Regions from separate parts of the Homo sapiens genome. Here region 1 is linked to region 2. A link is an interaction called in ENCODE POLR2A ChIA-PET data of the cell type or tissue named here. Cell type or tissue: MCF 10A. All regions are shown on one strand. Each heading gives the region's core, and the rest is flanking DNA. Links, peaks and the distances in the headings are about the cores only.

Region 1 (5,357 bases), core at 85-5,084, 73 kb before region 2:
ACGTAATTCCTCCAAACTGCCACCAGGTGTCTACAGACACTCACACACCCTCTGGCTCCTAAGTCAACAGATGGGTACTTTAACTGAGAAAGAAGTTACCAGCCCAAGGGCACGCGGTTTGTTAACGATGAACTCTGTGGTAGAACCCAGGTTTGTGTGGCTGGTTATTATTCAGTCTCAACTCCAAAGTGCCTCAGGGATAGAAGAAGCAAATTTCAAAGAAAGAATCAGGCCCAGGAGGAACCTGACATACCATCATACCTCTGCCTCCTTGAAGGATAACACGAGCCATCCCAACCATAAAAGGATCCTCTACTCCACCAGAAAAGAGATTTAAATTGCCCCTCAGTCTCCCTGAAGCTCAAGCCCAGGGTTTGGCGTTTTTCACTGCTTAGAAGTTTTTCTTGGCTCTGCCTTCAGATGTCAGCCCTGAAATTCTCAGCTTAGACCAGCAAGCCCAGATGTATTTCTTCCCTTTGCCTTTAATGGTCCTCTCCTGGTGAGCACAGAAGTAGTTTGGGCAGCATTCAGTGCAGAGCAGGGATCCCAAATGCAAACATCCTCTCTTCCCTGTCTTAGATCTAGCTGTTAACAAACCTAGAGGTAACTATATGCATCTTTCTTCTTGGTAAACACTGAGTACTTATAGCATGGAGTCCATCATTAGACACAAAGAATGTTCACACTTGCACTACACCTATGTATTTCTCTTGCTTACACAAGGGCACACTACCCCACCACCACTAAATCATAAGTTCCTTGAGGGAGGAACTCTGGCTTTCCTCCCAGCACTACACATGGCAGCTTACACAGTGAATGCTTGTTGAATTTGCCCCAGTGGTGACAAATTTGAGAGGCTTGTGTGGATTCTGTATGTGGGATTTTATGTTCATGTTAGATCATTGCCCCCTACCCTAAGGAGCTCCTACTTTGAAAAATGGCATATGTCTGTCTCCTCAGTGGCAATACGGGCTCTGGGTGTAGACACACATGGGTGGTATAATCCATGGCACAGGACCCTGGATCTTGGGATGAGGCTCAGGCTGAACAAAACTAAGAAAGCAAAGGGAGACATGGGTACAGAAACCTCCATAGCCTGGACCTCCCCTGACTCTATAGCTGCCCTAGGGTGTCATCAGATCCCCTTCTCATCTCTTCTCTTCCCCTTGCTTTCCCTCCACCTTTCTCTCTCTCTCCCCATCTCTCTGCTCCCCTCTTTGCCCCTTTTGCTCTCTCCTCTTACTTCCCCTTTCCCTCCCATCTCCATCGTTCCCATGTTTCCTCTTTTTTTCCATCTCCCTGCATTGAATGAACAAAAACAGAGCTTCATACCTAAGACTCAGAGTCCTCCTAAAGGAGTTCCCGAGATGAGCTCAAGGACAGCTCAAAGGCAATGGCATCTGGAGTCATCTGTGCTAAAGCACTCTGCACCAGTGAGGACTCTTGGAGAAGATTCTTCCTGTACCTCTGTCTGGTCTTATTGGTGTACATCATTCAATAAGTCACTGGCCTCCCAGACGCTGGCTTCCATTGTCCTTTGCACCAAGCCTCCCAGGACAGGACCAGTCCCATCTTGTTCCATAGGAGCCTGCCTCCCACCTTGCCACTTTCAGGCCAGTCCAGTCAAAAAGCCTAGGAGCCTACACTTCCTATAGAAGGCAGTCAGAACACCATCAGGCCCCAGGCCCACTTTAGAAGCCATTAAGTGCCTACTCCATACACAGTTCAATGACAGTACAGCAGCTTCACCACCATTGGGGGAGACACAAACATACAACCCTGAAGTAGGTTTATGCCCTGGGAGCACATGATCTTGCCAATTCTGCTGCCCTGGTCTCAGTTCAACACATCTTCACTGAGTATCAGCTCTGAGCAAGGTGCTGAACTGCCTTCTATGCCAGGTCACAACTAAAAAGCAACCAAACACAAATCTACCCAGCCTGCGGGTCCAATTACTCTGGTAATAGCTTCGCCAGCTATTTTGTCACCTTGTCTCTAACATAGGGGCTCTTCCCACTCACTTCCTTCATAGCTTAGGCCCTGATCTGAGAAATAAAAATCTCAGACACCTCTGCAAAGGGGTCTCTTTAGGAACTGGTGAGCAACTATACGTTTTTATTTACACTTTTGGTCATAATGGTAGGAGATGAAACTTGGCATAAAATGAAGACCACAGGGGAAGGGCCTAGAGCAAAACACACTGGAAATGCCAAATTCCAGAGCAACTCCATGAGCCTGTGATTAGTATGGAGAAATGGGTAATCTCCTTTGACTCCCAAGGCACTGCCAAGACCATGCCCAAGGCACCTTAGTGCCAAGATTGTTAGACTTGAATGGGAACGATGTCCTCTTTTTTTCTTCCCACCCCTAGCTGTTGTGTATTTGAGAAAACTAGAAAATATAGAGGTAAAGTGATCTGCCCAACAATATATGGCTGATCAGTGAAAGGACTGGGATGTGAGCCCAGTTTTTCTGACACTTATTACAACATTCCTCTTACAAGTACTCAGTGGTGCCTGATTCCTTAACACAATGCCAAATGTAACAGTGAACTTGTAGCAACTTGAAGCTAGAGTTGGTTCACCCAGAAAGCTGCAAAGCTAGCATACAAACTAGCTGCCATTTCAGTGGAATAATCTGACCTGAGTTTATTCCACTGGTAAGCTGATTGCTGAGGAGCCAGCCCATGGGTTCACCCAGGGGACTCAGGGCTCCAGGATGCTGACTCACACTAGCCACACTCAGCATCCCCTGGCAAGCCAGACACCAATATTCACATGTAATAGACACTGGGCCTCATCATCCGTCCGGGACACTGTGATGTGCCTGTCATAATGCACAAGATCACGCAGATGTCTACACCATGTATCAGAAGTTTACAGGGGAACAGAGGGTCAGGACAGAGAATTTTTCACTTTCAGAGATATTTTAAATTAAAGAACCAGAATGTCCTTTCCCTGAATACTGCTAAGGGAAATAAACATGTTTCACTCTCCTTTTTGAAAAACAGCGTGGTGACTTTTTTGTTAGTCCTTGTTACCCCAACATCCCCCAACAACATGTTAACAAGTGCTTATCACTTACTATAATTTCCAAGCCTACAGATGAATCTACACTGATTTCATTTCAGGGTGGTTGTTTCCAGGTGCTTCCTCAAGGAGGCACTATAGACTCATTCAACTGTCCCCAAAGCATAGCTGGAGAAATTACTTCTTGGAAGGTTTTCGGTAAAGCAAGCAGGGAAAACAAGTCACCTTCATAATGTGTGACTTCAGATTAGCCTCAAAGAGGACTCCTATTCTTGTGTTCTCTTCCAGACTTTTTGCCTCTTTTTTTGTTGGCCCAGATCTCAAGTTCTTTGGGCCTTATATACTCCTTGCCTTTTAATAATGAGGTCACACTCCAAATCCTGGTCTTTAGTGCCTAGAGCAAAAGAGAATATTGGGAGTGGGCCCCTTCCTCCCTGGTCCACCACATGGATGGGGATTAAACTCCATTTAAGTCTATGATGGAGACCATTCAGCCTTATCATCCCAATGTGCCTCGTTTTCTAGAAGGTCAGAACCCTGTCACTGGCTCTGGCTGTGTCACTCGAGGGGTCCTTAGTCTTCAGGACAATCCCTTGTTTGTTTCTTGTTTTTTTAAAGTGAACACAAGTTCTTTAGGAAAGTAAAGGAATAAAACGATGACTACTCCACAGGCAGAGCAATCAGGACAAGCCCTTTTATAATGCCTCTGACTATTTCTGACCTGGGTAAGCTATCAGGCTTCTGGGTAAAATAAAACTCCTCTTATTAGTGATTAGAATAGTCAGTGTGCAGTAATGACAGCAATGATGTTAATAGAGAAACAAGAGTAGCAACAATAGCAGCTATTGAATGGTCTCTTGTCACTTATGAGACAAGGGAAGGAGGCTAGGTTTCTACAGAGCAGGGCCTCACTTCACTGTGGCATGTGCCATCCAGCCTGTACCCAGGACAGTTGCTGCACCAGGGCCAGCAGGAAGAGCCACACTGACCTTTGCCATTCACCCAGCCAGAGGGGACATCCAGAGCTTGGAGGCATAGCCAGAAGGCCAGCCTGGGATGACTGAGCCAGCCTTTGCCCATCCTGGCAAAGGAAAGACATTAGAGGGGATGTAGCCCTGCCTCTGCTGAGAATCAGCACTTGATGTCTACAAAAACAAAGGCTTTCCGAAACATAGCATTCCCCAGAACTGGCTGAACCTAGGGAGCCATGGCTCAAAACTCTTCCAAAACCTTTCCCAAGACTTCTTGTGCAACTTTGGCCTGTCTCTCCCTGTGTCTTTCCCAACAGATAAGAAGAAAAGGAGGTGAGACAGAGAGACCACAGGTGAGAGAATGACTCTGGTATAATCCACCAGATCTGAAAATACCTGGAACTCCTCACTTTTTGGAAGTGAGTTGTCAAAAAGTGTGCTTAGGTCCCTCTTGAAAGCCCAGGACTTGCCATCCTAAATCTCCTCTAGGGCTTCTGCAGCTCTGGGTTCTGTCTCCATAGGCCAGAAGCACTAGGCTCTCCTTTAATGCTGACTTCTAATGTTAAGAAGCTCCCAAAAAAAATGTGCTGCATTTCTTCTTCACAGGATGTATCACAGTTTGTAATTATTTTTGCATGTGATGATTTGATTCTTAAATTAAGCACCACAGTCGGGAATTGAATCTGATCTTGTATAGAAATTGGCCCAGGGTTTGGGATGCAGTAAGCTCCATAAATATATGTTGAATAAATGAACATATGAACAAATGAGTACCAGTCAGTTCTGAGTACCATGTTTTATGAGAGGATTTGAGAAGCTATAGCATATACAGAGATGGCAGCCAGGATTGGGAATGTTCTTGAGATCTTATGTGAGAAAGGATTGAAATGACAGAGGCTATAGAGACTGAGATGAGGATGTGTAAGAAAGAGACTGGCCTATTGTTTCCTGATGTCACACAGAGAAAGCATTCATGAGACTTGATTTACATTGTTCTAGAAGGCAGAATGGGAACCAAGAAGCAAAAGTCCCAGGCAGATTGTAGCTCCAAGCAGATGAATATACCCCATGGCTAGAATTGTCCCAGGGTGGGACAGTTTATTCAGTCTCCCATCAGACTGAATGGTCATGCAGAGGCCGGATGCCACCCTGCAGGAGCAGGACAAGGTGGGCCTGCATCTTGCAAGAGGTTCAGCCAGCAGACCGGTTACTGAGATTACCTGGAAGATTCCAAGTTCGTTTCTCCCATGCTCCAGGAGAACAAAAGGACAAGTTTTCATGTGATATAAGTCTTGCAAGACCCCAGGAAAAACTGTGAAAGAGGAAAAATCTGACAGCCAACCTTGTTAACCTTTTC
Region 2 (5,357 bases), core at 135-5,134:
GCTGCTGGAGCTGAGGAGGAAGGGCCGCGAGGAGAAACAGCAGCAAAGGCGAGAGCGGCAAGACAGAGTGTTCCAGGAGGAAGAAGAGAAAGAGTGGAGGAAGCGCGAGACAGTGCTCCGGAAGGAAGAAGAGAAGTTGCAGGAAGAGGAGCCGCAGCGGCAAAGAGAGCTCCAGGAGGAAGAAGAGCAGCTACGGAAGCTGGAGCGGCAAGAGCTGAGGAGGGAGCGCCAGGAGGAAGAGCAGCAGCAGCAAAGGCTGAGGCGCGAGCAGCAACTAAGGCGCAAGCAGGAGGAGGAGAGGCGCGAGCAGCAGGAGGAGAGGCGCGAGCAGCAGGAGAGGCGCGAGCAGCAGGAGGAGAGGCGCGAGCAGCAGCTGAGGCGCGAGCAGGAGGAGAGGCGCGAGCAGCAGCTGAGGCGCGAGCAGGAGGAGGAGAGGCGCGAGCAGCAGCTGAGGCGCGAGCAGGAGGAGGAGAGGCGCGAGCAGCAGCTGAGGCGCGAGCAGCAGCTGAGGCGCGAGCAGCAGCTGAGGCGCGAGCAGCAGCTGAGGCGCGAGCAGCAGCTGAGGCGCGAGCAGCAGCTGAGGCGCGAGCAGCAGCTGAGGCGCGAGCAGCAGCTGAGGCGCGAGCAGCAGCTGAGGCGCGAGCAGGAGGAGGAGAGGCACGAGCAGAAGCACGAGCAGGAGAGGCGCGAGCAGCGGCTGAAGCGCGAGCAGGAGGAGAGGCGCGATTGGCTGAAGCGCGAGGAGGAGACGGAGAGGCACGAGCAGGAGAGGCGCAAGCAGCAGCTGAAGCGCGACCAGGAGGAGGAGAGGCGCGAACGTTGGCTGAAGCTCGAGGAGGAGGAGAGGCGCGAGCAGCAGGAGAGGCGCGAGCAGCAACTAAGGCGGGAGCAAGAGGAGAGGCGCGAGCAGCGGCTGAAGCGCCAGGAGGAGGAAGAGAGGCTCCAGCAGCGGTTGAGGAGCGAGCAACAACTAAGACGCGAGCAGGAGGAGAGGCGCGAGCAGCTGCTGAAGCGCGAGGAGGAGAAGAGGCTCGAGCAGGAGAGGCGAGAGCAGCGGCTGAAGCGCGAGCAGGAGGAGAGGCGCGATCAGCTGCTGAAGCGCGAGGAGGAGAGGCGCCAGCAGCGGCTGAAGCGCGAGCAGGAAGAGAGGCTCGAGCAGCGACTGAAGCGCGAGGAGGTGGAGAGACTCGAGCAGGAGGAGAGGCGCGAGCAGCGGCTGAAGCGCGAGGAGCCGGAGGAAGAGAGGCGCCAGCAGCTGCTGAAGAGCGAGGAGCAGGAGGAGAGGCGCCAGCAGCAACTAAGGCGCGAGCAGCAGGAAAGGCGCGAGCAGCGGCTGAAGCGCGAGGAGGAGGAAGAGAGGCTCGAGCAGCGGCTGAAGCGCGAGCATGAGGAAGAGAGGCGCGAGCAGGAGCTAGCTGAGGAGGAGCAGGAACAGGCCCGGGAGCGGATTAAGAGCCGCATCCCGAAGTGGCAGTGGCAGCTAGAAAGCGAGGCCGACGCACGGCAAAGCAAAGTCTACTCGAGGCCCCGCAAGCAGGAAGGGCAGAGGCGCCGCCAAGAGCAGGAGGAAAAGAGGCGGCGCCGGGAGAGTGAGCTGCAATGGCAGGAGGAGGAACGGGCTCACCGGCAGCAGCAGGAAGAGGAGCAGCGCCGGGACTTCACATGGCAGTGGCAGGCGGAGGAAAAGAGCGAGAGGGGCCGTCAGAGGCTGTCGGCCAGGCCCCCATTGCGGGAGCAGCGGGAGAGGCAGCTGAGGGCCGAGGAGCGCCAGCAGCGGGAACAACGGTTTCTCCCGGAGGAGGAGGAGAAGGAGCAGCGGCGCCGCCAGCGACGCGAGAGGGAGAAAGAGCTGCAGTTCCTGGAGGAAGAGGAGCAGCTCCAGCGGCGGGAGCGTGCCCAACAGCTCCAGGAGGAGGAGGACGGCCTCCAGGAGGATCAGGAGAGGAGGCGAAGCCAGGAGCAGCGCCGCGACCAAAAATGGAGGTGGCAACTAGAAGAAGAAAGGAAGAGACGCCGCCACACGCTGTACGCCAAGCCAGCCCTACAAGAGCAGCTGAGGAAGGAACAGCAGCTGCTGCAGGAGGAGGAGGAGGAGCTACAGAGAGAGGAGCGCGAGAAGAGAAGGCGCCAAGAACAGGAGAGACAATACCGCGAGGAAGAGCAGCTGCAGCAGGAGGAAGAGCAGCTGCTGAGAGAGGAACGGGAGAAAAGAAGACGCCAGGAGCGGGAAAGGCAATATCGGAAGGATAAGAAGCTGCAGCAGAAGGAAGAGCAGCTGCTGGGAGAGGAACCGGAGAAGAGAAGGCGCCAGGAGCGGGAGAAAAAATACCGCGAGGAAGAGGAGTTGCAGCAGGAGGAAGAGCAGCTGCTGAGAGAGGAACGGGAGAAGAGAAGGCGCCAGGAGTGGGAGAGGCAGTACCGCAAAAAAGACGAGCTGCAGCAGGAAGAAGAGCAGCTGCTGAGAGAGGAACGGGAGAAAAGAAGACTCCAGGAGCGGGAGAGGCAATATCGGGAGGAAGAGGAGCTGCAGCAGGAGGAAGAGCAGCTGCTGGGAGAGGAACGGGAGACGAGAAGGCGCCAGGAGCTGGAGAGGCAATATCGGAAGGAAGAGGAGCTGCAGCAGGAGGAAGAGCAGCTGCTGAGAGAGGAACCGGAGAAGAGAAGGCGCCAGGAGCGGGAGAGGCAATGTCGGGAGGAAGAGGAGCTGCAGCAGGAGGAAGAGCAGCTGCTGAGAGAGGAACGGGAGAAGAGAAGGCGCCAGGAGCTGGAGAGGCAATATCGGGAGGAAGAGGAGGTGCAGCAGGAGGAAGAGCAGCTGCTGAGAGAGGAACCGGAGAAGAGAAGGCGCCAGGAGCTGGAGAGGCAATACCGCGAGGAAGAGGAGCTGCAGCAGGAGGAAGAGCAGCTGCTGAGAGAGGAACAGGAGAAAAGGCGCCAGGAGCGGGAGAGGCAGTATCGGGAGGAGGAAGAGCTTCAGCGCCAGAAAAGGAAGCAGCGATACCGGGATGAGGATCAGCGCAGTGATCTGAAATGGCAGTGGGAACCAGAAAAAGAAAATGCAGTTCGTGATAACAAGGTTTACTGCAAAGGCAGAGAGAATGAACAGTTCCGGCAGTTGGAAGATTCCCAGCTGCGCGACAGACAATCCCAGCAAGATCTGCAGCACCTGCTGGGTGAACAGCAAGAGCGAGATCGTGAGCAAGAGAGGAGGCGCTGGCAGCAGCGCGACAGGCATTTCCCAGAGGAAGAACAGCTGGAGCGAGAAGAGCAAAAGGAAGCCAAAAGGCGCGACAGGAAGTCCCAAGAGGAAAAGCAGTTGCTGAGAGAGGAAAGAGAAGAGAAGAGACGCCGTCAAGAGACAGACAGAAAATTCCGCGAGGAGGAACAGCTGCTCCAGGAAAGGGAGGAACAGCCGCTGCGCCGCCAAGAGCGTGACAGAAAATTCCGCGAAGAGGAACTGCGCCATCAGGAACAAGGGAGAAAATTCCTCGAGGAGGAACAGCGGCTGCGCCGCCAGGAACGGGAGAGAAAATTCCTTAAGGAGGAACAGCAGCTGCGCTGCCAGGAGCGCGAGCAACAGCTGCGTCAGGACCGCGACAGAAAATTCCGCGAGGAGGAACAGCAGCTGAGCCGCCAAGAGCGTGACAGAAAATTCCGTGAAGAGGAACAGCAGGTGCGCCGCCAGGAACGAGAGAGAAAATTCCTGGAGGAGGAACAGCAGCTGCGCCAGGAGCGTCACAGAAAATTCCGCGAAGAGGAACAGCTGCTCCAGGAAAGGGAAGAACAGCAGCTGCACCGCCAAGAGCGTGACAGAAAATTCCTGGAGGAGGAACAACAGCTGCGCCGCCAAGAGCGTGACAGAAAATTCCGCGAACAGGAACTGCGCAGTCAGGAACCAGAGAGAAAATTCCTCGAGGAGGAACAGCAGCTGCACCGCCAGCAACGGCAGAGAAAATTCCTCCAGGAGGAACAGCAGCTGCGCCGCCAGGAGCGCGGGCAACAGCGGCGTCAGGACCGTGACAGAAAATTCCGCGAGGAGGAACAGCTGCGCCAGGAGAGGGAGGAACAGCAGCTGAGCCGCCAAGAGCGTGACAGAAAATTCCGTTTAGAGGAACAGAAAGTGCGCCGCCAGGAACAAGAGAGAAAATTCATGGAGGACGAACAGCAGCTGCGCCGCCAGGAGGGCCAACAACAGCTGCGCCAGGAGCGCGACAGAAAATTCCGCGAAGACGAACAGCTGCTCCAGGAAAGGGAAGAACAGCAGCTGCACCGCCAAGAGCGTGACAGAAAATTCCTCGAGGAGGAACCGCAGCTGCGCCGCCAGGAGCGCGAACAACAGCTGCGTCACGACCGCGACAGAAAATTCCGTGAAGAGGAACAGCTGCTCCAGGAAGGGGAGGAACAGCAGCTGCGCCGCCAAGAGCGTGACAGAAAATTCCGCGAAGAGGAACAGCAGCTCCGCCGTCAGGAACGAGAGAGAAAATTCCTCCAGGAGGAACAGCAGCTGCGCCGCCAGGAACTGGAGAGAAAATTCCGTGAGGAGGAACAGCTGCGCCAAGAAACGGAGCAAGAGCAGCTGCGCCGCCAAGAACGCTACAGAAAAATCCTAGAGGAAGAGCAGCTCCGTCCGGAAAGGGAAGAACAGCAGCTGCGCCGCCAGGAGCGCGACAGAAAATTCCGCGAGGAGGAACAGCTCCGCCAGGAGAGGGAGGAACAGCAGCTGCGCAGCCAAGAGTCTGACAGAAAATTCCGCGAGGAGGAACAGCTACGCCAGGAGAGGGAAGAACAGCAGCTGCGCCCCCAACAGCGTGACGGAAAGTATCGCTGGGAAGAAGAGCAGCTCCAACTTGAGGAACAAGAGCAGAGGCTGCGGCAGGAGCGAGACCGGCAGTACCGGGCGGAGGAGCAGTTTGCCACGCAGGAGAAGAGTCGTCGTGAGGAACAAGAACTATGGCAAGAAGAGGAGCAGAAACGTCGCCAGGAACGGGAAAGGAAATTACGGGAAGAACACATCCGCCGCCAGCAGAAGGAGGAACAGAGGCACCGCCAAGTCGGGGAGATAAAATCCCAAGAAGGGAAGGGCCATGGGCGGCTTCTGGAGCCCGGCACTCATCAGTTTGCCAGTGTCCCAGTGCGCTCCAGCCCTCTCTATGAGTACATCCAAGAGCAGAGATCTCAATACCGCCCTTAAGTGATGTTGCCAATATCTTGACACCTGCCAAAGCTTCGAGCACGGGAAAATGAGAAACACTGGGTACCAAGTGATAACTCAGATGTTTCTGGTTGTGGGAAAACTCTCTGATATTAGAATGTCTTTTCTTCCAAAATCTTAAACTACGCTCATTTTACGCACTTTG

What was found. ChIA-PET counts read pairs that join two places held together with the same protein. Peaks named below come from ENCODE experiments on the same cell type or tissue, not always from the same donor. Only the 100,000 strongest peaks of a DNase experiment are listed, where the experiment ranks them.
Region 1: POLR2A ChIA-PET joins it to region 2 with 42 read pairs; 7 of 35 experiments call an interaction of 5 or more read pairs at or near these places.

What each region holds. Positions count from the first base shown.
Region 1 is chr1:152,180,429-152,185,785 of GRCh38, reverse strand. No RefSeq gene overlaps it. Among named protein-coding and RNA genes, the nearest start is that of CCDST, 6.2 kb to the left of the region's middle. In MCF 10A, for the core only: a CTCF peak has its summit at 3,163 (motif pointing right); DNase peaks (open chromatin) are centred at 2,595 and 3,165.
Region 2 is chr1:152,107,219-152,112,575 of GRCh38, reverse strand. It overlaps TCHH (trichohyalin), which reads left to right. Exons shown (of 3, transcript NM_007113.4): 3 at 1-5,357. The coding sequence ends at 5,191. Among named protein-coding and RNA genes, the nearest start is that of TCHH, 5.5 kb to the left of the region's middle. In MCF 10A, for the core only: no CTCF peak of the experiment used is centred there; DNase peaks (open chromatin) are centred at 1,555, 1,855 and 2,085.